7 separate regions of the Homo sapiens genome follow, and all the other regions are linked to region 5. The links are chromatin loops, found by intact Hi-C in ENCODE. Cell type or tissue: heart right ventricle. All regions are shown on one strand.

Region 1 (4,000 bases), 150 kb after region 5:
GGAATTGTCTCGGCAATCTTATCTAAAATAAATTTATATACATGTATATATTTATATACATATATACACATGTATATATGTGTGTGTGTGCAGGATTTTTAAAAAAACTTTTATTGGGGTGTGATTGACATACAAAAAGCTGTACATATTTAATGTATGCAACTTGATGAGTTTGAGGCTAAATATACATCTGTGAAATCATTACCACAATCTAAACATACCCATCACCTCCAAAACAGTTTCCTCCTACCCTCTATATTTATAATTATTTGTGTATGTGTGTGTGTGCATGTGTGTGTGTGTAGTATGTGATAAAACATAAGATCTACCCACTTAGCAAATTTTTAAGATGTAATACAGTTTTGTTAACTATAGGTATTATGTTATACAGTAGATCTCTAGGACTTACTCATCTTTTATAACTGAAACTTTGCAACTTTTGGCTAATAGCTCCCTATATCCCCCTTTCCCCAGCTCCTGACAACCACCATTCTACTCTCTGCTTCTACAAGTTTAACTATTTTAGATTCCTTATGTAAGTGGCATCAAGTAGTACTTGTCTTCCTGTGTCTAACTTGTTTCACTTAGCATAAAGTCCTCTAGGCTTATGCATGTTGTCACAAATGGCAGGATTTCCTTCTTTCTTAGGGCTAAACAATATTCCACTGTATATATATAACACATTTTCTTTACCCATTCATCCATGATGAATATTTAGGTTACTTAGGTTCATGCTGCAATGAACAGGAGTGCAAATGCTCTTTGAAATCCCAATTTCGATTCCTTTAGATATATACCCGGTAGTGGGATTGCTGGATCACATAGTAGTTCTATTTTTAAATTTTTTGAAGACCCTCCATAATGTCTTGCATATGTAGGCTGGCTTCTAGACTGACTGTATTCCATTGATCTATGTGTCTATCCTTATGTCAGTATCATGCTGGCTTGACTACTGTAACTTTGTAGTAAGTTCTGAAGTAAATGTGAGTCCTCCAATTTTGTCCCTCTTTTTAAGGATTCTTTTGATTATTCTGGGTCCCTTGCTTTTCCATATTACTTTTAAAGTGCATATATCTTGTTCTTCTGAAATTATTTCATTTATGTGTTATTTCTGGTTATATCATCCAAGTTTGTTTATTTTTTTCACTCATGATTGCTTTATCTTCATTTCTTTCTCTTTAAGATTTTTAAAAATCTTTCAGACAATGAATTTGGGTTCCAAAGTGACTAGCTTGTCTTTTAATATTTTAGCTAAAAGCATTTTAAATTTGTGTGGTATATGTGTATATTTTGTGACTGAATCTTCTTACATCCTCTTATTACAATTTCATTTAATAAGTGCTTCACCGAAATTTAATTAACATAACATAAAATTCACCCTGATAAAGTGTAAAATTCAGTGTTTTTAGTAAATTCACTCAGCTGTTGAACCATCTAATTCTAGACTGTCTAACTTCAGAACATTTCATAACCCTCCAAAGAAAATCTTGCCATCTTAGTTTTTGAAAATTTTTTGGCAAGCTTCATTCTTGACAACTTCTTCTTTTTTTTACTTTGGTAAAACCACCACCTTGCCTTGAGCTATTTGCTCATTCAAAACTAAAGTTTATTTAGGCCACTTGATATGATTCACCTTGTCTCTAGAGAAATCTTAAAACTTTTTCAAGGAAGTGGTCAATTATTTACATAAACTTGAAAAGGCTTTGCTTCTCATCACTTCAAACACAAGGCTTTGAGAATTACCCATTTGATTTGCTACTTTGCAAATTCACAAATAACTCTATATTTGAACATTTAAATTGTTTGAAGTGTTTGGGGAAACAATTTACTTCCTGGCTCTATATCCTTTTTAGTTATCTCTTCCTTTTATGTAAGAACTGCATTAATAGATGACTTTCAAGAATATTATGAGAAAAAATAGTGAAAGTAATTTAAGCAAAGTATATTCTGTACTCAATTCTACATCAACAATGAACGAACCTCTTGTCCACAACCATTTAAAAACACTCCATTGAACTCAGATGTAAAAGTTTACTGAGTTATGTCAGTGGAAACTTTGCCAAGAACAAACAAAACAATGAGGCCATAACTGGAGAATGTTCTGTTCTCTATTTTTTTTTTTGAGACAGAGTTTAACTCTTTCATCTGCCGCCCAGGTTGGATGGAGTGCAGTGGTGCAGTCTCGGCTCAATGCAGCCTCCATCTCCTGGGTTCAAGTGATTCTCCTGCCTCAACCTCCCAAGTAGCTGGGACAACAGGCCCACCACCACGCCCGGCTCATTTTTTGTGTTTTTGATACAGATGGGTTTTCACCATGTTGACCAGGCTGGTCTCAAACTCGTGACCTTGGGATCCACCTGCCTGGGGCTCCCAAAGTGCTGGGATTACAGGTGTGAGCCACTGTGTCTGGCCTATCCAACTATTTTTCAAAGTCATCAGAAAAGCCTTGATATCCGTCATTCACTATAATGCAGAAAAACCTCACATTTTGAATTTAGGCATACCTGGGTTAGAATTCCGCTAAAGAGCTGAGTTAGCTTAGATAACATATAACAACGGTAAACCAAAAAGTATCTGAAACAAGTCACAATCCATTTAGAAGTTTTTTTTGCCAAGGTTGAGGATGCACCCAGGAGACAGGTCTGTGCCTTTCTCCAAAGATGATTTTAAGGGCTTCAATAATTTAACCAGGAAAAGCAAGCTGGAGAAGGAATAGAGAGGGTATGGGCATGTGACTGAACTCACATATTGCAAGACAAAAGGATCAGGTAGGGGAATAGTCAATTATGTATTTGTCTTGCCCTCAGTGGATCCACACTTTACACAAGATAAGGTGAACATGTTACCAGTGGAAGGTGTCCAGGAACAAAGAGTTGGACAAAACTCACAAATAAAGCAAGGAAAGAATGAAGCAACAAAAGCAGAGATTTACTGAAAATGAAACTACACTCCACAGTGTGGGAGCGGGTCTGAGCATAGGGGCTCAAGAGCCCCGTTACAGAATATTCTGGGGTTTAAATACCCTTTAGAGGTTTTTATTCGTTACTTGGTATATGCCCTATGGAAACGAAGGGGATGAAGTGAAGTTACAAAGTCATTTACTCAGTGTATGCCCTATGTAAATGGAGAGAATATTTCCTGTCATAGCTGAAGCATTTCCACTTGATTTACGTCTAGGAAGTCATTAGGTTCCCTGCCTCCAGACCCTATTCTCCTGCCTCAAACACAGAGTGAAGATATTTAATATTTTATCGTAGCTATCTGCTTAGGAACAAAAGGAATGGCAGGTGCTTGCATGAGTCAGCTTTCAGCTTAATTTTTCCCCTTGGCGTACTGAATTGGGGTCCCAGGTTTTTATTTTCCTTTCATACAACAGACCTCCACTTTCTGACCCTCAGCTTTCTCATCTGTATGTGTAACCTGACTTCTTCCAGACCTCACCAGCTGGAGATGTAGATGAAGTCAGCTATAGTTTGAATGTTTGTGTCCCTCCAAATTTAATGTTGCAATTTATTCTCCAGTGCAACCATATTAGAAGGTGGGGCATTTAGATGGTGATTAAGTCATGAGGGCTCCACCACAGCAAGAAGGTACAAGCCTCACCAGACACCAAACCTGCTGGCACTTTGAAATTGGACTTCCCGGTCTCTGGAACTGTGAGAAATAAATTTCCATTGATTATAAGTTACCCAGTCTGAGGTTTGTTTTTGTTTTTGTTTGAGACAGCGTCTCGCTCTGTTGCCTAGGCTGGAGTGCAGCGGTGCCATCTCGGCTCATTGCAGCCACCACCTCCCGGGTTCAAGCAATTCTCTTGCCTCAGTCTCCTGAGTAGCTGGGATTACAGGTATGCACCACCAAGCCCAGCTAATTTTTTTTTTTTTTTTTTACTAGAGGCAGAGTTTCACCATGTTGGCTAGGCTGGTCTCAAACTCCTGGCCTCAGGTGTTCCACCTGCCTTGGCCTGCCAGTGTACTGGGATTACAGGCATGAGCCACTGCAC
Region 2 (4,000 bases), 320 kb after region 5:
GATCAACCTAGAATATAGATGATACAAATGTCTTCCCATGTTACAGGGTGGCAAGCCGATTTTCATCAGACATTTATGAGGAGATCATTTTCTCTGACCACTTCATTCCCAAGGCCAGGGCTGATGGGAGGTAGGGTAGGTGGTGAGGGAGACAGTGAGGAAATGGAAGTTCTATCACCAAGAAAATTTCCTGGTGAGTGTGATATCAGGCAGTGAGAGAGTTTGAGAAGCAAAGAGCAGTGGTTTGCTTTTATTTTTTGGTTTTTGTTTTGTGGTGGTGGTGTGGGGTTTGTTTTTAGTGACAGGCTTTAAATCACAAAGAAACATTTCAAAAGTAAATGACATTTAACTTGAATAACTGGACAAATGATTCTTCTAACATCATCTGAAGAGAAGCTATTTACCTTCTGATGCATTGGTGAGGGGCCATATGGTGTTGTTATGCCATTTATGCATAGGAATTCCTGTTTTCATACTGAAGTATGTACACACACACATATATACAGTGTTAGTTCTACTGCTCTCTCATCAGTGGATTTCAGAGATATTTCCATTTAGTCTCATTGAAGGTCTGGTGTGGGAGGATATGAGAGAGGAAGTCACTGGGCCCATGGGAAACTGAGTTTGGGTGCAACCTCTGAAGCCAGAAGAAGGGGAAGCCACCAGTAACCTAGTTATCTCATCCAGGCAACCAGTGATGATTTACATGCACAGCTGTCCTCAGACAGCCCTGCTGCATGGCTGACAATTACAGGATGGTTGAAACCCTGCTCTCTGTGTCTAGTAAATATTATTTCTATTGTCATGTCAAAACACTAGGCCTTTTTTCAATTATTCAGCTTTTCTTTTACAATCATCGATTGTACTGTGGAAAAAACCTCAGGAGAAAACTCTATTATATACCAGCCAGAATCCTTTAACGAGTAATTTTGCACATTTACCATAAACTTAAACTTGAATCTTACACTCTTCAGTGTTTTGGGTTGCAAACAACAGTAGATTTTCTGGCTAACCTGAATTTGTTAGAAGGATATAAATAAGCTCCCAGCGTTGTTGGGAAAACTCAGCATACTTAGGCAGAAACGAAGGTAGGCAAAGCCCCGCCAACATCCTGCAGGGACCTGCTGATCCCGGGTGCTTGCTATTACGCCACTAGCCTACACCTGACATCACAAATAATATGCAAGTGGCTGAGCCTTTGAGATGCCCAGCCACGCTTTGGTCACATGACCATGCTCCAGCAGCCAGGGGTCAAAGAGTCGAAGAAAGATCGTCCCCCTTTGACTTCCATTGCGGCGAGGGACAAGCCCTGTCCCTCACCCATCTTCAGATTCTCCCCAAACAGGAAGGATACTGGGCATCCAGAAGCACAAAATGTTTAGGGCTTGGTGGTCGGTGCTTTAACTACATTTCCTCACTTAATTATGACAACAGCCGCGTCACTCCTGTCTTAAAGATGAGAAATCAAGGCTCGAAAAAGACAAGCAATTGCCCATCATGGTGAGATCTAAGATATTGAAGCCCCATTGCACACATCACAGAAATCTTACATTATGATTAATCTCACTCAAATGTTAGGTGTCTTTGAGTGTATTTCCTTAGAAAAGTTGTGATCTGAATGTGGTAACACTCTTGACCAAAACACAGGTTTCATTAAAAAACAAAACAAAACCATTTCTTCAAACACAGCCGTGTCATAATAAGAGTCTTTAAGAATAAGTTAGTGCCTGTCTATTCCATATTACAAGCTGAAAGCATAATTTCTTTAAGCTTAGCTGTCAATTTATCTGAAAATATGGAAGGAATAACATATTCTTAGTTTACAACAAGGAATTTATGGCTTAAAGATGCTTAGAGGGGACTGTTTTTTTGCTTCTGCGTAGAACCACAGCACGCTACTGACCTCCTGTGGCCATATTTCAAGGTACTGTCTTCTATTTAAAAGGAGCTTCTTCAAAGAGAACAGCAATTGCAGGAGAGGTCCCCCGGGTGTTTGATCCTGATGTGTCATCATTGAGAAACTAGTTGTTGTTCTACTCAAATGTGGAATTACTGAGCCAGTAAGTCCAACTGTGCTCTGCCCAAAAGCTACAGTCTTGTTCCTAATAATTTGCCCAAGTCTTTGCCCACAACATAACTTCTATATTTTTAAAAAATATTCACTGAGCACCTATTGGGTTTGGGGCATCTGACAAACACTTTACCTTGTCTCATTTAATCAATGCAACAACTATATTATTGCCATTTTATAGAGAAATTGAAGTTCAAGGAAGATCAGTAATTTTTCCCAAAATCAGAGGCACAAAATGGGATTTTGATCAAAGGATTCAATCCCCTTCCCCATCTTCAAGGTCTGTAATATGGTTTGGATACATGTCTCCACCCAAATCCCATGTCAAATTGTAATCCCCAGTGTTGGAAGTGGGGCCTGGTGACAGATGATTGGACAATTGGAGCGATTTCTTGTCAGTAGTTTCGCAGCATCCCCTTGGTGCTGTTCTCATGATAGTGAGTGAGTTCTCATGAGATCTGGTCATTTAAAAGTGTGCAGCACCTCCCCACTTCCTCTCTCTTGCTGCTGCTCCAGCCATGTAAGACTCCTGCTCTCCCTTTGCCTTTTACCACAATTGGAAGCTTCCTGAGGCCTCCCCAGAAGCAAAAGCCACCATGCTTTCTGCACAGCCTTGCAGAACCATGAGCCAATTAAACCTCTTTTCTTTATAAATTGCCCAGTTTCAGATAGTTCTTGATAGTAGTGCAAGCACAGACTAAAACAGTCTTCTAACATCACCCATGAAGGCTTCCGTGACTGCTTGGCACACAGAGATATCACCTCCTCAGGACTTTAGTACTTGGCTCATACTCCTTTATATTATTATTTTTATACGTGTAGTAAAAACCTTGGTCAAAGGTCAGATGGGAGGGGTGTTAGTGTGTAAATCTAGAACAAAAAATTCTCCCAGGGTCAAAATCTGCACATGTAGTTGTGAAAAATAATGATGGCTCACATTTACCAGCTGCTAGCTGTGAGCCAGAGATGTCTCGATGTGCTTAACATGTTCTAAATGACTGAGCATGTGGCTTCAAGGCTTAGCTGGTTACAGCGGTTGTCTAGGAAATGACTGAATCTTTTTTACACCAACTCTGCAATGTGGATGTTACTAATATCCCTGGTTTATAGATGAGAAGACTGAGATGTTAAATCTGTTGTTTTCAAAGGTTGAATTGTGTCTCCACAAAATTCATATGTTAAAGTTCTAACTCCCAGTACCCCAAATGCGGCCTTATTCAAAAATATGATGGTTGCAGATGTAATTAGTTAAGATGGGGTCTTATTGGAGTAGAGTGGGCCCTTAATCCAATATGACTGGTGTCCTTCAAAAAGAATGCTATGTGAAAACACAGACACACACACACAGTGATTATACCATGTAATGGCCAGACACGGTAGCTCATGCCTGTAATCCCAGCACTTTGGGAAGCCGAGCCAGGCAGATCACTTGAGGTCAGGAGTTTGAGACCAGCCCCACTAACATGGTGAAATGCTGTCTCTACTAAAAATACAAAAATTATCCGGGCATGGTGGTGGGTGCCTATAATCCCAGCTACTCGGGAGGCTGAGGCAGGAGAATCGCTTGTACCCGGGAGGCAGAAGTTGCAGTGAGCCGAGATTGCACTACTGCACTCCAGCCTGGGCGACAGAGAGAGACCCTGTCATACACACAAAAAAGACTGGAATTATGCTGCTGCAAGCCAAAGAATGCCAAAGATTGCTGGCAAACCACGAGAAGCTTGGAGTAAGGCCTGGAACAGAGTCTCCTTGGTGGCCCTCAGAAGGAATCAACCCTATTAACATCATGGTCTGACTTGCAGCCCGCAGATCTGTGAGACGACATATTTCTGCTGTTCTAAGCCACCCAACTTGTGGTGCTTTGTTACAGCAGCCCCAGGAAGGTACAGTGCTTGGCTAAGATCTCAGAGCCACCAGGTGGGGAAGCAC
Region 3 (4,000 bases), 330 kb after region 5:
CAGTTACAATCCCAGTTTAATCAAAACCTTTACTCAGAGCAGAAAGTACCAGCTCTTTAAATATCTGGAAGCCCAACAGCAGGGGAGGACTGAAACAAACTCAGATCATTATTATAAACCCCTCTATCTGTTCTAAGCCACTCCTGGGAAATATCCAGGCCTTCTGGCAATGGATAACAATTTCAACCTTAGCTCTATTTCACATTGTTCAGGTCTCTGACCCTGCAAAGATATTGTCTGATATAGAGTAGGTGCTCAATCTATACTGAGTGAATGAATGATCATTTTCAAGTACCTGAGTGCTCACCTTCTATGAATCATAGCTTCCCCAAGCCATGGTCCCAAACCATATGCTCAATCAGCCACCTGCCCAACCCAACACTAAGAGACACCCTCTCCATATATGGAGATGTTTTTCCTCACTCAGTGGACAGGAAAGAAATGAAGAGAATGCCATGTGGGTAAATAATCTGCCTCTCCATAATTATTGAATAGATGTCTGAATTTCTTTATAGCTGAAAAATCAACATATTAGGATCGGAATTACATCCTAATGAAATTTAAGAAGAAAAGGAAGAAATTCCACTTTTGAACTGACTGAGAAACCTAATCTGACAATTTAAGGACGAGTATTCCAAGAGCTGGGTTGATAGGAGGACACCCCAGGAAGAGGTGATCTTAAGCTTCACTTCCATCCCATTCTTATAATATGTAATGTTTAGACAAGACCTCCTTATTTACAAATGCTTTACAATAATTTATTAATCTGGTACACCTTATGACCTAGCATTTTAGAGTACTTTAAAAACAAAGATTAATTACTCTAGGGCTTAGCAAAAAGGTGGAGGCGTAATAAATGATTCATTAAACTTTGTGGGGTTGAGGAAGGCTTTATCCATTTCACAGAGAGAATATTTCCTATGTCTGGGCAGCACAGAGGGATCCAGGAAAGGTCACATAAGAATTCAAAAGCAGAACTGAATGAGAACAAATGCATTTTCATTTCTTTACAAAAATATTTTAATGTGAAGTTCCCTTTTACTCTTATAGCTTTTAAACATGATTTCTATTTGAACATACTTGGTAGAATTTTGAATTCTAATGTCAAAATCAAAACCCATTTCTCTCAATTCTACTTCCTCATTCATCTCTCACCTTCAATCTGCAATATGAGCTGGGATCCTGTTTTTAACTTCAAGTGGGGACAGTTCCATCTATCTGAAATGTGTTTATACTTTGTGTTTTAAGTAAATTTTCTAACTATATGGCCAGTGTGTTAAAGGATGATAAAGAAAGGTAGATTTAAGAATCTAGTTTCAGAAAGAGAATGCAAACTTTATTTTCAGATGCCAGAGAGGAAAAAAAGTACAACTATACTTTTTACTTCTATCAGTACATTAGGAAAAAGAAGTTGGCAATGAATTACAACATTTGTTAGAATCCAAAGAGACGTCATAAAGTCCTACTGAAAATAGAAGTGAGAGTAATTAGGAAAGCTGGTTTTGAAATAAACAGAAAGTGATCTTCATAGAGCAATTCAAATTGGTCGATATGTTTTTACAGAGTTATGAAATCATGCAGCATTTAGTTGTATTTCACTTTTATTCATCTCTGGTGAGGCCATATCCTAACCAGGACATTCATTCCAGTAAAAGAAGGATGGAAATACTACAAATTTGTGATATTTAAACCAAATGAGTGAAAAAAGAATTTTTTAAAAATCAACTCTGGTGGATTAAAAGAATTAAGCCAAAATGATTCTAACTTCACATAATGGATCCTAAAAGAACTAGTGATGAATTGCTATCACCAAATCTCACAGTATAGATAAAAACTACACTGGTGCTCATCTTCACCATGCCATTGTGCAATTAAATCATAGTAACTGTCAGCTCTTTAAATGACTTTGTTCCCTATGAATTAGCCATTTTGTGGATTATCTGTAACAACACTTTCATCCCAGACCCATTTTCTTCTCTGCTATGCTACATGTTATGAAGCATCTTCCCTGACATCCGTTGGTATCTTCAAAAGAATAAATTTCTTTAGAAAGTAATCTAAGCCTAATGTTTTCCAAACTTCATTGCAAGCAATACTAGTCCTAGGAGATGTTCTGTAAAAAAGAGGTTCATCATCAAATAGATTTGAGCATAACTGCTTCGGATTCCTCTCTTGATGATTCACAATGCATTTTGGATTTTAAAATTTCTGAAAAGTCTTGCAGTAAAGAAACTCGCTGGAGCTTAGCCTGGGGGCCCGTGCCTGTAGGCGCAGCTATCTGGGAGACTGAACTGGGAGGATTGCTCCAGCCTGGGAGTTCCAGGGCAGCCTGGGCAGGACCCTATCTTAAACAAAGAAAAGAAAAGGAAATGTATTTGACCATAAATAATTTTATTTTTTCTTTTTTTCATCTAACACTAGTTAACATTCCACAGAATTAATGTTCACAGGCATACTTTGGAAGATCTTCTATAAGTAAACAAAGAGGAAGTGAAGCCAGCTGGAAAAAAATTTCATAGCTATACCTAGTTTGAAAGACTTAGTATGAAAAAAATGCAAAATATCTTATTAATAGTTTTTTATTTTGCTAACATATTGAAATGATAATGTTTTTGATATATTGGATTAAATAAAATATTAAAATTTTTTTAAAAGGTTATAGCCACATTTCAAAGCCAAACCTTAGAGTACCAGAATCACCCACACAATGCTAGGGCCTGGGATTTGCACCAACTCATTCTCTGCTTTCCCATGCCTTATCCCAGCACCAGAATGCCTGAATCCCTCTTCATTTCCTCCCTGTGGCCTGCCCTAGTTACCTGCTAAGATCAGCATTGTTTTTTAAGATAAAACTCTTATGAAGTTCTTTGAGCTTAGATGGAAATTAGACTTCTGTCTTTAGTTGAAAGCTAGCAGTATTTGAAAAATACATGCACCTAAACAAGACAATATTAGGAGTGTGTCTAAGAAAAATAGAATAAAAACATAAATACTAATTTTTAAAATGTCAGCTTCGGGGGACGGAGGTGCATAGTGGTTTTTAGACTAAGTAAAGGAATTGGAACTATAACTATTTGCCCATAAAATTACATTCGCTCAAAACACCCACAGGCAATTGTTGAGAATGGCCAAGAAGTGGAGAGGAAAGTAGAAAAGAAAGCCATGAGAGATGGCCTGTTGAATTCTGTAATGTTTCTTTCTGACAACAAAATAACAAGAAAAATAATCTCATGTAAGAAAATGCTAATAAATTATTCTTCCTCATTTCCCCTCCATTGTTTTCACAGCATCCAGGAATTTTCAAACATAGCACTCACAACAAGTGTAATCCCAAGGTTCTCAGTGAAATTATGTTTAATGTCTGTCTCACCCACTAGAGTGTGATGCTTATAAGGGCAAGTGCTGTGACTGCTTGTTTGCTTCTGTGTCCTGCAGACTAGCACAGTGCCAGCACTTAACAGCTGTCAATACAATATCTGTGGAGAAGGAAGGAAAGAAGGGAGGGATGCTGCATGAGATGATCAATATATTCTCATAGAACAACAAGAGGAAAAAGTATATAACTAAGTATTTTCCTATTCTCATCATTTTGAAGCAAGAAAAGTCACAAATTAACACATTTTTCATTATTATGCTGAGCAGGGTGTAAAAAATAGTGCTGTTTCAACAGAACAGAAAAGGACTCAGGTATTCTCATATTTCTTTTCTGAGCCTAGATTTGCGCAGGGCCATTACATGTGATTGTAATTCCTGTAGGTAAGCAGATGGTCAGGCAGCGCACCAAGAATTATAATAATCTATGTGGGATGTTTCTAAGACATGAGTTAATGCTTTCAAACCCATAAAGCTTGGGATTTTATGGAGATGAACCACATTATAGACCCACATGCAAGCATGTACTCATCAAAATGATCTCAACTGAATCAACAGCTCAGCTCATTTGCACCTCCCGACCTTCTGGAACTGACCTGAAAGATGCATCCTCAAACCTATTTCTTCT
Region 4 (4,000 bases), 140 kb after region 5:
TACTTATTCAACAAAACTTTAAAAAATTATCTATTTCAAGAACAATTAAGATAAGCACTCAACTTATACTGTACTAAAGGATTTATTAAAGACTTTAGTATAAACAATGAAATTCTAAAATACTGCATGAAACAGATGTGTATTTTTAACTGATATGAAGGTAAGACATTTCTAAGATAAAGGCGATGAAAGAGATTACATGACGTAATACAATCAAAACTTCTGTACATTTAAAAAAGCACAAAATAATAAAATGTAAAAGTAAATCTTTAATTGGATAGAAATAATTTTGACAAGAGGTTTCATTCTTAATTTATAATAAAAAGCTCTAAATGGGAAAATGTTAATTGCTATATATATATTTTTTGAGATGGAGTCTAACTCTGTCGCCCAGGCTGGAGTGCAGTGGTGTGATCTTGGCTCACTGCAACCTCCACCTCCCTGGTTCAAGCAATTCCCCTGCCTCAGCCTCCCGAGTAGCTGGGATTACAGGCATCTGCCACCACACCCGGTTGATTTTGTATTTTTGGTAGAGAAGGGGTTTCACCATGTTGGCCAGGATGGTCTGGGACTCCTGACCTCAGGCAATCCGCCCACCTCGGCTTCCCAAAGTGCTGGGATTACAGGCATGAGCCACCATGCCCGGCCGCAATAAATATATTTTTAAATGACCAAACTCACTAATAAAGAAAAATGCAATAAAAACACAATAAGGTATGATTTATAATCTGTATAATTGGCAAAATATGCTTTAATTGTTAATTCTCAACTAAAACAGGCACTTATCTGTTATTTGTAAGACTGTAAATTGATCTTAATTTTAGGAAAGGAAATTGACAATTATCTCAAAAATTTCATAGTTCTTAAGTAATTCTGCTTCTAAAGAAATACCATAATTAGACATAGGTTGACAAAGAAAAAATGAAAAATATAGACTTCGATTTGTTGAAGCAGATAGAAACTAATCTTACTGAGTATAGATTACTATTCTGACTTTAATGAAAGTAAATAATTCGACATTGAAAACTTTCTTATCAGCAGTTTACATTTGAGATTACAACATAAACTCAAATAGTTCAGGTAATTAATGTAAGATGAATCTTTTATTTGAATTATCAACAGTTATCTCAATTTATTTGCCTCACCTTCTATTGCAACCCTGATCATTGCTGATTTAGGGAACTGAGAAATGACTCGCATTATTCCTTTTACTGTTGGGCATTTCCTAGGTTTCACAATCCCTGGATAGGAAAAATTATAGGCTGAGAGAGAGAAAAAGAGAGAGAGAGAGAAAAAAAATGCCCTTGAAATCCAAACATGTTAAGCATATTATTTATAATGGAACATAAGCAAAAGGTAGAATTTTTAAAAACTGACAACCTTGCAACACCAGCAATTTCCTCTCCCTGATACATTTAAAGTTTTAATGAAAAAATAAACCACTTTTTCCAATGTTACGATGTAAACATAACATCATTCTGTATTAAAATTTATTTCATCTCTTTTTTTCAAGGAGGAGAAATAATGTCATTTTTCTTTGCAGAATAATTCTGAATTTTTCATGAGGGACTTAAAAATCTGTCAAGAAGATTATTAAATTAATAATGTAATAAATAATTTCACACTAAAGAAACAATTTAGCTCTAAACATCATACCATTTTGACAACGATCACCATTATCTGGGATTATATTGAACAAATTTCGTTCTTTTCTCCTAAATATGCCAAATCTTACAATGTTATACAATGACTAAAAAATTTTTTTCAATTCTGTATTCCACTACTCTTATAGGGAATAGTCTATACATGTTGATTTGAAAACTGAATTTTTCAACTTAAGCACTGGAAAAATGATACCTGTGAAAATATTAATTCTATTGGAGTTGTTTATATTCTTTTAGGTAGAACAGGATTACGTATTATCTTTTTTAAGAGAGTACTGTACTTTTAACAAAAATAAATAACAGATCAATAAAATTTTCTAATTTTCTCCTGGTTTTAAACCTAGGATATAGAGGCTTAAATGCCCAAAATAGGTTGCTATGTTGCATTGACATCTAGTGGATTATGGCAGCTATTACAAGGGTGAAGACAGCTCGCTTAGAACAATGCTAAAGCTGAAAGACGACTTAAAAGGTCACCTCTTGTCCAATCCAACATTTGGAAACTGAGGCAAAGAGAAAGTAAATTTGTCTGAAATAATTCAAGCATTATAAAGACATGTAAAGTAAATATAGTATTGCTTATGGTAAATAGAAACTCAATTTTAGGAGCAGAAAACAAATAGAAATACAGACTACAACACAAATTCAAATAGTTCAGGTAATTAATGCAAGATGAATCTTTTGTTTGAATTACCAACAGTTACTTCAATTTAATTGCTTCACCTTCTATTGCAACCCTCATCATTGCTGATTTAGGGAACTGAAAAATGACTAGCATTATTCATTTTGGGCATAGAAGATACAGTATTTTCCTCTTTTCTTACATGAAAGTTAGCATTATAGCATGCACAAAACTTATCTTGCTTTTTCCATTTAAGAATATGCATAAGTACACACATACATGTTTATATTTTCAAAATGAGATACTGGAAATTTAAATTAAATGTATTTGAAAGTGATTACGTGCACGGGGAGAGAGAGAATGGGGGAAGGGTTAGTGATGGAAGCAAGACTTTTCTGAATGGTGTGTTACATACGACTTCAGAATCATATAAACCTTTTACATTTGGAATCTTACAAATGTTCTATATTTTCTTTTTTAACTTTTATTTTTAAGCTCAGGGGTACATGTGCAGGTTTGTTATATAGGTAAACTTGTGTTATGGGGTTTTGTTGGACAGATTATTTCATCATCCAGGTATTAAGCCTAGTACCCATTAGTTTCCTGATTCTCTCCCTCCTCCCACCTTCCCCCCTCTGATAGGCCCCAGTGTGTGTTGTTCCCTTCTATGTGCCTGTTTTACACTTTCAAAAAATAAAATTAATCTAAAAAGAAAACAATCAATTCCCAACATAAAAATAAACTGAAATTAACACATTAATGGAATATCATGAAGGTGGTAACATGACCTTACAGAAGAAAGAATTATATCTGGTTACCTTTATGTTAGCTATAAAGTCTTAGTAGGATTAATGACAAAAAGAACTGTAACATTGTTTTAACTTCACTGAGTAATTTTCATTTGGATTTTATATTTTTTAACTAGTTTATACACATTATAGGACAAAGCAAATAGGTAACTATATTAATGTTGGTAGGAATCAAGATTTTCCGTGTAAGAGAAAAGGAAGACAAGAAAAAAAATTAAAGAACTTAAGTAGAAACCTTATATTGTTAATCTGAATTAAAAATATTACTATGTCCAACCCCACTAGAAACAAGAAAGAAATTACTATAAACTCTGAAAACACTTTTTTATTTAAAAAAACATGTATTTCTTAGCTCTGTTGACTGAAATGTTTAGAAGCACTGACAGCCCAATAGCAATGAGCACCCATATCACCTAGATTATGTCTCTAAACTCACTTCTCATTGAAAAGAATTAGGGCTCCCCAGAGAAATAGCTGATTTTAAGTCTAGGGCAAAGCTGATTTTAAGCCTGGGACAGCTTGCAATTGGGCCACTGGAGATTTCAGCACCCCAGCATTTTTTAGTATCTGAAATAATGAGAATTCTGATTAGGCCCTTGCTTGCTTGCAAATGTTAACCACTTGCTTTTTGCCCAAAATTCCTTGTTCCCACAATGTAATTATAAACTATAGATGTACCGTTCCTGTGCCAAGCAGCAGGAGATAACTCCAGTGTCACAAAAAAAGTTTGCAGAAAGAATGAATGCCTAGAGGGATGTCGTGACCAGCTGCTGATGCCAAGAAGTCTGGTTGCTCAAGGTGTTATCTCAGACTGAAGAAACAGACTTTTTTCCCCTAGATTTCCTGTAACTCCCCATCCTTTACTCTCCAGCCAAATAAAAACTCCCCGCCTCTTCTTTTTGTTA
Region 5 (4,000 bases):
CATCGTCCCATTCCGTGGATGAGAACTTAGTCAATGGCCACCTAGCCACAAAGGAGGCTGAGAAATGTAGTCTCTAGCTGGGGGTGGAATGGGTATGTCCAGGATGAAGGGAAGAACAGATTTTAGGGCAAAGAGCAATTTGCCATGGATGATAAAACTCTGGTAGAATTATTCAGTAAACAAAGGAGTAGAATGAGATGATCCCATTTGAGTTTAAGAGATATTCCTTGAGTGTGAAAAGAAGCTAAAGTGAGACAGAATCACCACTTAAGAATCATTCAAATGTGAAATGTTGAAGGCCTGAACTAAGGTCTCCTTGGAGATAAAATAAAAGAGTTGAAATACGTGCCCTCTAAGACCTTTTTTCTCCTCTTCATATCAGACTTCTAAGTAGCTGCTCACTTCCATGGGTCACCAATTCTGGAAAGGTCTAGGCATGTTTCTAAAATGAGCCTACCCACACACATGGACTCAGTGGATGTTAGTAAAACACCAAATGCTGTCAGGAGCACGGACTGAGCTGTTTCTATCATACAACAGGGTAGAGAGCAACTCATTTCTGCTTATTACAATGCAATACATTATTAAATAGTGAGTCAGGGAGGGAAAAGCCGGAGTTCAGCCACTTACTAACTGTGTAGTTTTGGGGAGGATACTTGGGGCTCCCTCTGCCCTTCAGTTTCTTAGTATATAAACATGGAACTAATACTCTCTGAAAGTATTGTGAGAATTAATGAAATCATCTATGTGACAGGCAGGTGCTCAGCAAGGGACATTGGTGCTTGTCCCTTCCTGTCCAACATGTGCTTGTAAATTTACCTTTGTTCTTAAGAACATCTTCATGCCAATATCAGAGGGAAAGAGATTTTTTTTTTTTTTTAAACCTAGAGATGCTCTTCCTTGTCCTGGCCTTCCACCCTGATTCAGGCTGATTCCCCTCGGGGAGCCTAGTGACTGAAGATCCACAAGCTCCTTGCAGCTGGTAGAGGTAGCACATTAGAAATTCATTTTTTCCTGTCATAATAACAAAGTGCAGGGTGGCAGGCTGGGCACAGTTTCGTATGGGAAAACCCACAGAAGGGGACAGCTGAAGGGAGCTGTGCTTTTCTCCGGTATTTCTTGTCAGGGAGAACCATCCTCAAAAGGACAAAAAAAAAAAAAGTCCCTGTTGAATTTGGATGTCTCATTTCCAGGGGCAAAATAGTTCTGCGCTCACAGCCTCCTAGCCTGCTTTTGCTGAATCATCCAGGCTCTTGGGAGTACAATCACTTTACAGGCTTTCCCTTCAACCGTTATCATCCCTCCTCCTAGAACGTCAGTAGCTCAGGGAACTAGACAGGCTGCGTTCTTGATTTGCCTCTGGAAAAATTTCCCAAGAAATTAAATTCCTGGGTTTGTTTCTTAAGCCCTAGAAGTGGCAGTTTAATTGGGGGAAATTTTAAAAACATAAACTGGGTGGGTTTTTTTCTGAACAAATGAATAGATGAATGTAAGTTGGTGATGTATGGGCACTGGGTGTGAGCGTGCGAGTTGTGTCTGAGGCTTTGTCCAAATGTCTCCAGGTATGGTGAAATGCACTCAGGAAATTAAGCCTAGGCCTTCAAGAGGCAAGACGAAACCCAGCTGTGCACAAACAAACAACTGGCCTCTCAGTGGCTTCTTTGCCAGGAAGCAGTGTTTTGTTTAAAAGACATATGGCACGGTATATCAGAAAATAGATGTAAAGATATGTTAGGACCAGTATCTTAGCTAATGAGTAAAGCAGCACTAAAACATCTTCAAACTCAAAGGCAACTTGAAGAAGAAAAGTATTCCAGGCCCCTTAGGGGAACATTTCAGAGAGCAGAGCCGCCTTCTCCACTGGGCCCCAAGGCATGGTGCCCACGATAATTTTAAGGGCCCACAACAATCTGTTACACCTTATCTAAAAGAGGAAAAAAATGTTGACATATTTAAAATTATGTAATAATATGTTGTTATCGTTATGGTGGAAGGGGCCCACGAAGGCAAAAGTGCCCACAGTCCACCAAAGTAATAATGTGAAGAGAAGCCAAAGTTTAAAAACAGAAAGAATATACAAATGAAGAGAGAGAAAATTAGCAAACTTTAATTATTCAGTAGTCTGTCATCAATAATAAAATCTAATTACTTCTATGGAATACAGTATAGATTTCCCCCAATTGATAGACTATTATTTTCATCACTCCAAATATTGATATAAATCAAATCCGACCCTACTTTTCTTGCTGATGTAAGATGAACTGACACGAAATCACCTACCCGTTCAGGTGCTACCTGCTCTCCCTCAGCCTGACATTTTTTACTTCCCTCCAACGTGGGGATGAACTAATGCCTCTGGGTCAGTTTCTGGCATTTATTGTCAACCGGCAGGGGTTGCTAGAGAACAATCCCGGCCTCTCGTCTGTACCGACAGCCCTCAGAGAAAACCAAAGCTTTGGTTGGTAGTTTGGGCTTCTCAGCACCAAAGTAGGCAAAAAGTCTAATTTGCTGTAGAGAAACGGGGCACTTTGAGCTTAGAGATGGAGAAGCAAACACGTTGTAAGTGACGTTTCTTGTTGAAGAAGGTTCTGAGTCTTTGTGACTTGGATGTGAGATCTTCTGTCGGCCGATAGCCGACAGTGAGGAGCGTGAAGTCTCAGTGAGGGGAAGTCTCAGTGAGCAGCGTGAGGAATTCGGCTGATCCTCACTCTCAAGCGAACCTGCAGCCCTTTCCTTGGTGAGTGCTGGCTCACTCAGGCTGCTCTCACGGCGGCGAGGTTCGTGTTTCCTGTGCGCTTGCTTTTGAGTTGGGCAAGATTTAAATCTGAACTCCAGTCTGGCATAGAAAAGAACTCCCTGATATAACTCCAGTAACAACAAACAAACTGAAACTTCAGACGAGTTGCGAGTTTTCTTGTTGAGGATTTAGTAAAATGCTGCCAGGGCTGCTGCCTGGTAACAATGTTAGTAAACTAGTAAATCGCCCGCCCCGGCAAGGATGGCCACTCTCAGCTAAAGGGCCAGTTTCAGAAATTCAGTCTTGAAGTGGCGTTTGCTGTCTTGCTACTGCCTATTGTGTTAAAGAAAGGGTTTTTTTTTTTTTGGGTGAGTTTTTTTTTTTTTTTTTTGGCCTGATTGTAAGTGTTTTGAATGTAAAAGACACCCAAATTCATTAAATGTGTGAAATGATGGGAAAAAAGTGTGAAATTGTAACAGTCGGTTTGTAGTTGATTAATAGAAATCTCTTCTAACAATCCCCAGAACCTTCCGGGGGTCATTGGAACAGAGCAGCTGTAGAGACAGCAGGAGCGGTTTTGACACTGCCCAGTGAGGGCCATGCAGCGTTCCCAACAAGTGGGCAGAGTCCCATGCACTCTGCTCTCTCCTGGCCTCTCCCAGACGATTGGCTGCAAGGTCAAATGAACATGCAGATTAACCAGCAAGGTGCTGCTCTGCTTTTGGTCTTGAACAGGTTTGTCTTTAAGAGACATTATGGTTTCAAATGGATGAATCGCTTGGAGTTAAAAAGACCACTTTGGCCACGGTTAACTGCTTGCTCCTGGCCAGTCTGATTTCTTAGCTTGACCATCTGTGCCACAAGCAGAATAATTTGCATAATTTGGTGTGTGGCAGCAACTTTGGGGTGTTCTGGAAAGGGCTACTGAATGAGCACAAGACTTGGCAATTGGTTGGCATCTCCAGCTCCCCGTTTGCCACACCTCTTCGGATATAGACAAGCCTTGACAAGGGCAAGTAAAAAATGGCCCTTGAGGGAGCACATTTTTCCATATTTTTTGGCCTCTGCCCACCCCAAACCTGTAGTGTCTTTTCTTTCTGAAACTCTGCTGCAGGCTCCCGTCCTGAAGTTAAAGGATTTTGCCTTCGAAGAGGTACAAAGGAAACATCAAAGTAAATGTCCTCGCAGTGACATAAGGATAGAATAATGGTGACCTAGCAGCTAGAGACTTGGCCAAATGCTGAAAGTAATTCACGCCACTCA
Region 6 (4,000 bases), 82 kb after region 5:
AGGTTGCAGTGAGCCAAGACAGCCTGAGTGACTGAGGGAGATGCCATCTCAAAAAAAAAAAAAAAAATCAGTGGTTGCCAGGGGTTCGCGGAGGATGAGGGATGAACAACTTTAGCACAGGGGATTTTTAGGGGAGTGAAACTATTTTTTCTGTATGATCCTGTAATGGTGATACATGTCATCATACATTTGTCAAAATTCATAGAATGTACAGTACAAAGAGTGAGCCCTAATGTAAACCATGGACTTAATAAAATGCAACGTGAAAAATTTCTTAAACAAATCTATGTTTCAAAAAATGATCTGGGAACCTGACAGTACAGATGAAGAAACTGTGAAGAATTTCCATCTGTGTTAAAAAAATTTGGGTTCATAAGGAAATATCCATCTTGGGTCAGATTATTAATTTTGATGAGGTATTTCAAAGGAAGAAGCAGCAGCCTAGAGTGTAAGGCCACAGAAGATCAGCTGACGGTGACACAGTGTGGCCAGTGGACATTTAACTCCACTGGTTTTCTTGTTACAATTGTTATTGTGCTTGCTAACGCTCTGACTACAAATTCTACAGGTTTTGAGAAAGTGCCCCACACCTGTTTTTCCCATGAGCCCTGTTTTTTTTTTTCACATGTGTCTTGTAATTTTATAGTGCATGAGGCTCTTCAGGAACACATATATTGCATTTGAGCAGAAATCGTTGTATTTCTTTGCTACAGTTTCAATGCTAGACTCTTTCCTTCTTGTCCACTGACTAAATTTCTCTACTGTCTAATCTTCTGGATAGCTTAATGTTCTGAAAATATTAAATTGATGTATTTTTACCTTCTTTCTCATCAATCTCTAGCAGGAATTCTGTCATTACAGCCCCAGGAAAATGGAAGAAGAGGAAAATGAAAAAAGACAAAAGGGATATGATGCTGGGCAAAATCCCACCAAAATCAGACGTAGGAAGGAATCCAGCCCTTTTGCCCAGTAGAATTATGGGGGAAAAGGAGAAGCAAATGGCGAGACACTTGAATTCCAAGCTCTCCTCTTGAAGTGGAAGCCGTAGAGAAAGGAGGCATGTTAGGTTGAAGAAAGATGGTGAGGTTCCCAGAGACTAGCCACTTCAGGAAGCTCTTCTTACCCTTCGGGATAAAGGGAGCAGAGAAGGAAAAAGCAGAGTCCATGGAATCATGGGGACACACAGCAATGCCAGAGACTTCTTGCCAAAGCAAGGAGCGAGCAGGGAAGAAAAGCTCCCACCTCTCACCTTCCAAACCTCAGGCTCCTGCTGGTGTCTCCCATTAACCAAAACCACAGACACCAACCAGCAAGAAAGCCAGGGACCTAGAGTCAGTAGGGGTAAATAGAGCCTTTCAGGACACGGAGAAGGGCAGGCAAAGGCACAGATGGGTGTAGCCAGGGGCAGCAAGGGGAGAATAACCAGGCACCTCCTTCCATTCCAGCATGAGGGCCTGGAAGCCCCTCTTTCTTGCACATGCACATGCCATGCTGGGGAGCGGCAATGGGAGTTCCGAAATACTGAACATTTATCTAGAGACTGAGTCACTTAAAGCAACTGCTGAAATTATTGAAACAGACTGTTTTCTAATCTAGACTAAAATATACTATATTTTTCTCTCTATCCATCAGTCCATTGTAATGAAAATTTAATCAATTACTTAAAGCAATAAAAGAAACTACATTTTTATTGTACAACTTACTGAAGTGTGAGGAAATGGGTGGATCCTTCCCACTTTGTATCCTCTCTACCGTTCTCTACTTCCAAGGTAACTGAGGTGACTTAACAATGAAACAAGTCAGAAATGTCCTGATAGAGACCAAAGGAAGACAATATTTCAGACTCCTCTGGTGAGTATATAAATCTTGAGCAATAATTGGGTACTAAATTATTTGACATCTAAAATGGCAATAAAAGACATTGTGTTAAATCCTTATTTATTTAAAATAAAACAGATTTATTGAAAGAAATGAACTATTTCTGAAACTCAAAAAATATATAATAGTTTATCACAAGGGTGCTTCTGTAAAGTATATTGAGTGACATGCAGAAAAATAGATCAGATTTTCTGAGATAGCGAAATGGTGTTTAAGTGTGACCTAAAGTCTGTGTGACTTCACATTTCCTAGCTTTCTGCTTCTATCTCCTCCAAAATGTTGTACACTACAGCTTCACCTTGTGCCACACACCACTCATCCGTTTTTTTATTGCTTCTGGACGAACGATTATTTTTAGCAATGACCTGCAAGCCTTTTCGAGAATGCTTAGATCAACTTGCCAGAATGTCTTGCTTCATGCACAGACCCAGATTCTAGTCTCACCAGGCTTCTCTCTGAATATTTTGAACATTCAAATGCAACTTTAGATTTGTGTCCAACTCTTTCTTTCCTAAATCTAACTCTCCTGACAAGAATTCTCCCACAAAGGTGGTGTCAAATATTTTCCAATCTATCATCATAATCTTGAACTAAACTCTTTCATCAAATCTACTTGACAGCTGTCATTTTTTCTATATATATCCATATAACATTTATTTTTATCTGTCAATTCCCTATGTCATTAAAAATCAAAATATATGAGGATAGAGGTTGTGTCTAATTTTCATCGTATATTTCTAAGACAGCAAAAGTTAACCATTCAGGAGATGACCAAAAACTTTATTAAAATGGGGAAGAATGTAACACTAACAAATCTATTTAGAGGAGAATGTGTATTTTCTTATCACATTAAAATCTTTTTTTAATTCAAAGAAAATATCTGAATTTCAGCGAGTGATCTGATTAAGGCATGATTTTGTACCTATGTCTCTTTCTTTCATTTTAAAGTTTTTTTTCCCCAAGTCTCAATTAAGTATTAAATATTGTGATGTTAACACGTACTCTTTCCCTAACACACACTCTCTCTCTCTCTCTCTGTCTCTCTCAATCTCTCTCTCTCTCTCTCCCTCACAACAACAGCTTTTCTTGAGAAGTCACCTTAAACCAGTGGGCTTGGGAACCTGACTTAAATGAGCTTTTAGTGAGAAGTGGCATTTTTGGAAACTTTAGGCTTAATCTTTTTTGACTTGACAAAAGAACTTCTAAGGGTGGCTCCTGGTACTGTTTCCTGGCCACTTGCTTCTTTTCCTGTGTAGTTGCATGTTAAACATGATGACTTGCTGTATAGAAGCCATGTGTTGTCATAATGTAACATCATTAAACAAAGTGTTTAGAGCAGTTTTAGCTGAGCCAGAACATGAACAACAAAACCCGCCAATTACAGTGTCATTTTGTGTAGTTGTTAAGGTTTCAAATGTCTCCAACTTTTTCTGGTAGGCCATATTGAGCATGTCACAGTGAACATCTGAGATAACGATTTGCTAGGCAATGTGCAATTCTCGCTCCTTTTTTTAATATCAGAGAAGAAAGAGTTCTTTATAATAATTTGGCTCAAATGTCTACACACATTGCTCCAGCGTCTGTAGCAGCATGTGTTTCTAGGATTGTTCTGGAAGAGAAAATGCAGAAACAGCAGGGAGCAGAAGATAAACAGGCAATCCGTGACTCATTAAAACAAGCATTGGTCGCCAACATTGTGGAGTGTGTGAAGACCCCAGATCCAACTCGCCTATAAACTTTTTTTTACCAGCTGGACTTAGCATCTGCCAGAGTTTGGAAAGAGAGATAATCTGGTACAAATGATTTCAGTGTGTCGCATTTATTAACCTGCCACCTTACATAACTCTGCTGATTGGGAACTCAGGGAAATGTTTGAGCAATGACACAGCTTATTGTTGGAATGTTACAACTTTACTAATAAAGATGCAAGTTACTGTTTAAAAAAAAATACAAAGACCACAGAGCAATTGGAAAATAAAAATGAAGCAAAGCTAAAAAGCATCATGGTCTTGAGAAATGTACGTGCCAGAAAAATAATTGAAATTCAGTTTGAATTTTGATCATTTTCAGTGCTTTACATCAATTAGGCAGGAAAAGTATTTTATTTTTAAATAGTTGTCAC
Region 7 (4,000 bases), 100 kb after region 5:
AAACATATTTATAGGCTTTAAATCACAAAAGGTACTAAAAGGTACCAGTCAGTAATGTTGATCTAAAATAAAAGTGTAAAATGTTCTCACGAAATTTTCTTCTGTCAGGAAAATCTGAATTCCTTGACTTCAATTATTTGAATTTTGGGGATTTGGAACAAACAACATCCAAAATCGATCGTGCATCGAACAAAAAGATGTAGGAAAGATAAAGACACAAGTTTAAAATCATTTTAAACATGTGTACTGCTTTAAATGTCTATATTTTGCTCAAACTGGTACCTTCCCTGTAAAACTGACACCGAATCCAAACAAGATGACACAATAATATTCTTCAAAGAATGAAGAGTAGATTCAATATATAGTTTACCTGTGTGTCAAAAAACAAAACTAGCTTGATCATTGAAAACCAACTACTTGCGGAGGAAAAAAATAAAGGCAATTCATTTTCTTATTTCACTGAGTCTTTCTAACATAAAAAAGCATGAAGACTGAGTGTTCAGTAGAGTCTACAATGTTGACCCCAAAGTTCAGGATTGCATTGTTAGGTTTGACTCTGTCTGATGGCAGAAGGGCTTCTGTCTCCCAGCATCTAATAAGGAAAATCAAGTTGTGTTTTCCATGTGGTGACTCCTATCAGCAGAATTTTAAATATACTTTTAATAAAAGCACATGACATGTGAAACTTTATGGTTGGTATGCGTAGATGGAAAACCATTAAAAATGTTTTTAATATGGGAAATTTATGACCACAAAATCAGTATATATCAAAGACTTTGGCCAAGGCATACCAATAAAGCATTCACCTACTGGGTAATGTTAAAACAGGGCAAGATAAAAGTAAAGCTGGTTCATTTCTTCCCATCACAACAAAAAGATTGATAAAGAACATACTTGATATCAAACAGAGCTTCCTGCTGGCTTCAGTTACCTGGGAGTTCGGAGCCTGTGGTTTGAATAATGTTCCGCCTACAATAGGAAAGACAGCAGAAGTGTGGAGAGACTGATGGGGCTTCCTGCAGGCTGAGCTTTTAGAGTTCAAACTCATTCTTTATTCTCGAGTAGAAACGATAACAAATGTGTAAATAAATAGTCACGGATCTTCTGATGTTCCTCTTTTGGTGCTGGGAATTGCATAATGGTTCACCCAGTGGAGATGAGCTGCATTCCTCAAACTGTACTCCAGAGTTATGTAAGTTATCAAAAGAATTGGCAAAGAAGAATTTTTCACAAATTCACCTGAAAATAAATCTCTGTATATGAGATTCCTGAAGAAACAGGGTTTAGACAGTTGGTGCACTGACTAAAGAAAATTTGATCATGAAAAACATAAAATCTGTAATATTAATAGACTTCCTACACAGCATAAGCTATCATTTTAATGACTGTAAGTTTTGTCTCTTTAATTTTGGAAAATATGTTGCCAAAGTAATAAAATCTTAATATAACAATCTAAATTTTAATATGAAATATAACTATACCTGATAGAGGTCATAATTTTTTTTTCCTAAAAGGAATGCCTAAATCACTATCAAAGAGATCTCCTCTTGATCCTCGTGAACTTAGCCATTATTTATCTCATTTTCAAACATATCAGTAAAAACACCTAAGACAATACATTTTGTAATTTCATACATCATTTTCTAATCATTTCTAACCATTGAAATAACAATTATATTTGGCATTCAAGTTTTTGAAATCCACCTTTGTTTCTGTTATTAGCAGATATGCTTTGAGTAATGCACAGAGGGCAATACTCTAACTTCTGACAAATGAGCCTTTAAGTTAAAGGAAGGTGGAGACAAAGAAAATTCTGATATAATTCAAACTGGCTGAGCTATAGAAGCAGTGCCGAGTGACCACGAGAGGGCAGCATCCTCAAATAGTTGTGAGGGGGAGGGGCGGGGGCGGCAGGGATGCAATTTATGGTGGTTAGCTGAACCTGTGTAGAACTTCAAAGTCTTGTACTGTTTTCTAATTCTTCCAGTCGAAACCCAGAAAAGTGAGAACAAGCATTTTTTTTCTCCAACTTAAAAAACAAGTGGAAGAAATTCTAAAGCAGAAATAACAACACTTTACAGCACTTAACCATGTGTCTGGCACTGTTCTAAGGGCTTTACAAATATTTACTCCCTTAGTTCTCCTAAGAACCCTGTGACGTGCACACCATTATTACTCCCAATCTTACAGAAAAGGAAACCGAGGCACGGGGAGTTTATCACTTGCTCCAGTCACATAGCTGCCAATCGGTGGAGTTGGGATGCAGACCACAGCAGCTGGATCTAGTCCAAGCATAAGACTTCTCCAGTGGAACTGAGAATTCCCAGTGGGCCCTCTGTTCTAGTGAGTCATTAAGCCTCTCTGATGAACTCGAAGTCAGATAGTAACTTTCTCCTCTCACTCAATTTTCTTAGAAGATACAATGTGATATTTTTGTCTTATTTTCCATAATAATAACCCATCTGCACTTAAAAAGAAATCCACCGTGTTTCCTTAAAATGCACACTATTACAGGCATATGTGATATATGAAGACTCGTCAAAGAGAATAATGCCCATTTTAGGCTTTGAGTCTTAAGACAGTGGAAACCTAAATGTACACAAAAATAAATAAAGACTCAAGCCTTGGTCAGCACCGGGCTTATAAATTGGTTAAACCAACAGCCTACATATGGGGAAAAATGAAGAATATCTACAAAATAATATATTATTATATGCTCATCATGATATTGAAAAAATTGACTCAAGAACTACTTGAAGGGGATCCCAAGCTAGAAAAAGACAAATCAAATTAATTAATCAATCAGGAGTATCAAATCAAAACAAGTTTTAAAAATAGACTTATAGGAAAGAGGTAGTAAATTCATGTTGAACAAATCTGAACTGTCAAGTAAACCATTCATTCATTCATTCATTCATTCATCTGGAAATTATGGAGAGTTAGGGACAGAAGCAATGACCTCTTCACAAAGTAGAGGCTGAAAGAGGAGTAGGATTTTGCTAGAAGAGGCAAAGAAGGAGAGTGCTTTCTAGGAAAGGGATCAACAAAAACCAAGTTCAGAGATGAGGAAGAGCAGAACGTGTCTGAAGAATGGCAAAAAGCCATAATTAGCTAAAATCTGTGATCTCTGGAGAAAGGTGGGGGAAATGAGCCAGCAAATATAGGGGGTGGAAGGGAGGAAAAATATTTCTTTCCTTCTACTTATCCTAGGTTCATGGCTGAGGCCCTATAACAAAATGAAGATTAACAAAAGAGGCTGGGCACAGTGGCTCACACCTGTGATCCCAACATTTTGGGAGACCAAAGTGGGAGGATTGCTTCATCTGAGGAGTTTGAGACCAGCCTGGGCAACATAGGAAGACACTGTATCTACAAAAATCCAGGAGGATTGCTTGATCCTGGGAGGTAAAGGCTGCAGTAAGCCATGATTGCACCACTGCACCCCAGCCTAGGTGACAGAGCAAGACATTGTCTCAAAAAAAAAAAAAAGTAATGAAAGAAAAGCATAGAAATGTGTTTAATATAAATTGTACATGATACCAGAGCCTTCATAAGGAAATGAAGACCTGAAGAAACAGTTCAACCTGAATGTTTTTTGTTTTGTTTTGTTTTGTTTTGAGACAGAGTCTCACCCTCTTGCCCAGGCTGGAGTGCAGTGGTGGGATCCTGGCTCACTGCAAGCTCCGCCTCCCAGGCTCACACCATTCTCCTGCCTCAGACTCCCGAGTAGCTGGAACTACAGGCGACCGCCACCATGCCCGGCTAATTTTTCATATTTTTAGTAGAGACAGGGTTTCATCGTGTTAGCCAAGATGGTCTCGATCTCCTGACCTCGTGATCCACCCGCCTCGGCCTCCCAAAGTGCTGGGATTACAGGCGTGAGCCACTGCACCCGGACCTGAATGTTTTTTATAGTAGATTTGATGAAGAGTGGACAGTCATGAAGAAATATGACAGGGCAAAAAGAGTATCATCTAATGGTAATAAACTGGAAGAAGTT

What was found. A loop is a pair of places that touch in the nucleus more often than their neighbours do. Peaks named below come from ENCODE experiments on the same cell type or tissue, not always from the same donor. Only the 100,000 strongest peaks of a DNase experiment are listed, where the experiment ranks them.
Region 1: it touches region 5 in a loop (2.6-fold over the local background); 57 of 110 quality-filtered maps call a loop at or near these places.
Region 2: a loop joins it to region 5, with 2.7 times the contacts of the local background. A loop is called at or near these places in 39 of 110 quality-filtered maps.
Region 3: a loop joins it to region 5, with 2.4 times the contacts of the local background. A loop is called at or near these places in 41 of 110 quality-filtered maps.
Region 4: it touches region 5 in a loop (17-fold over the local background); 57 of 110 quality-filtered maps call a loop at or near these places.
Region 6: a loop joins it to region 5, with 2.1 times the contacts of the local background. A loop is called at or near these places in 25 of 110 quality-filtered maps.
Region 7: it touches region 5 in a loop (2.4-fold over the local background); 10 of 110 quality-filtered maps call a loop at or near these places.

Annotation. Positions count from the first base shown.
Region 1 is chr6:137,259,610-137,263,609 of GRCh38, reverse strand. No RefSeq gene overlaps it. Among named protein-coding and RNA genes, the nearest start is that of IFNGR1, 42 kb to the right of the region's middle. In heart right ventricle, no CTCF peak of the experiment used is centred here; a DNase peak (open chromatin) is centred at 2,272; H3K27ac peaks cover 2,273 bases.
Region 2 is chr6:137,092,448-137,096,447 of GRCh38, reverse strand. No RefSeq gene overlaps it. Among named protein-coding and RNA genes, the nearest start is that of IL20RA, 49 kb to the right of the region's middle. RefSeq lists enhancers at 262-401, 1,809-2,058, 2,079-2,128. In heart right ventricle, a CTCF peak has its summit at 1,902 (motif pointing left); a DNase peak (open chromatin) is centred at 1,927.
Region 3 is chr6:137,082,589-137,086,588 of GRCh38, reverse strand. No RefSeq gene overlaps it. Among named protein-coding and RNA genes, the nearest start is that of IL20RA, 40 kb to the right of the region's middle. In heart right ventricle, no CTCF peak of the experiment used is centred here; no DNase peak of the experiment used is centred here.
Region 4 is chr6:137,269,839-137,273,838 of GRCh38, reverse strand. No RefSeq gene overlaps it. Among named protein-coding and RNA genes, the nearest start is that of IFNGR1, 52 kb to the right of the region's middle. In heart right ventricle, a CTCF peak has its summit at 2,061 (motif pointing left); no DNase peak of the experiment used is centred here.
Region 5 is chr6:137,414,179-137,418,178 of GRCh38, reverse strand. LOC102723633 (a long non-coding RNA gene) reads right to left here and starts at 3,078. Exons shown (of 5, transcript XR_943053.1): 1 at 2,281-3,078. In heart right ventricle, a CTCF peak has its summit at 2,383 (motif pointing right); DNase peaks (open chromatin) are centred at 2,398, 2,880 and 2,940; H3K4me3 peaks cover 860 bases; H3K27ac peaks cover 688 bases; H3K27me3 peaks cover 272 bases.
Region 6 is chr6:137,332,526-137,336,525 of GRCh38, reverse strand. No RefSeq gene overlaps it. Among named protein-coding and RNA genes, the nearest start is that of IFNGR1, 120 kb to the right of the region's middle. In heart right ventricle, no CTCF peak of the experiment used is centred here; no DNase peak of the experiment used is centred here; H3K27ac peaks cover 335 bases; H3K27me3 peaks cover 293 bases.
Region 7 is chr6:137,312,347-137,316,346 of GRCh38, reverse strand. It overlaps LOC105378017 (a long non-coding RNA gene), which reads left to right and starts at 2,232. Exons shown (of 3, transcript XR_943043.1): 1 at 2,232-2,343. RefSeq lists an enhancer at 657-1,257. In heart right ventricle, a CTCF peak has its summit at 1,842 (motif pointing right); DNase peaks (open chromatin) are centred at 1,886 and 2,207; H3K4me3 peaks cover 561 bases.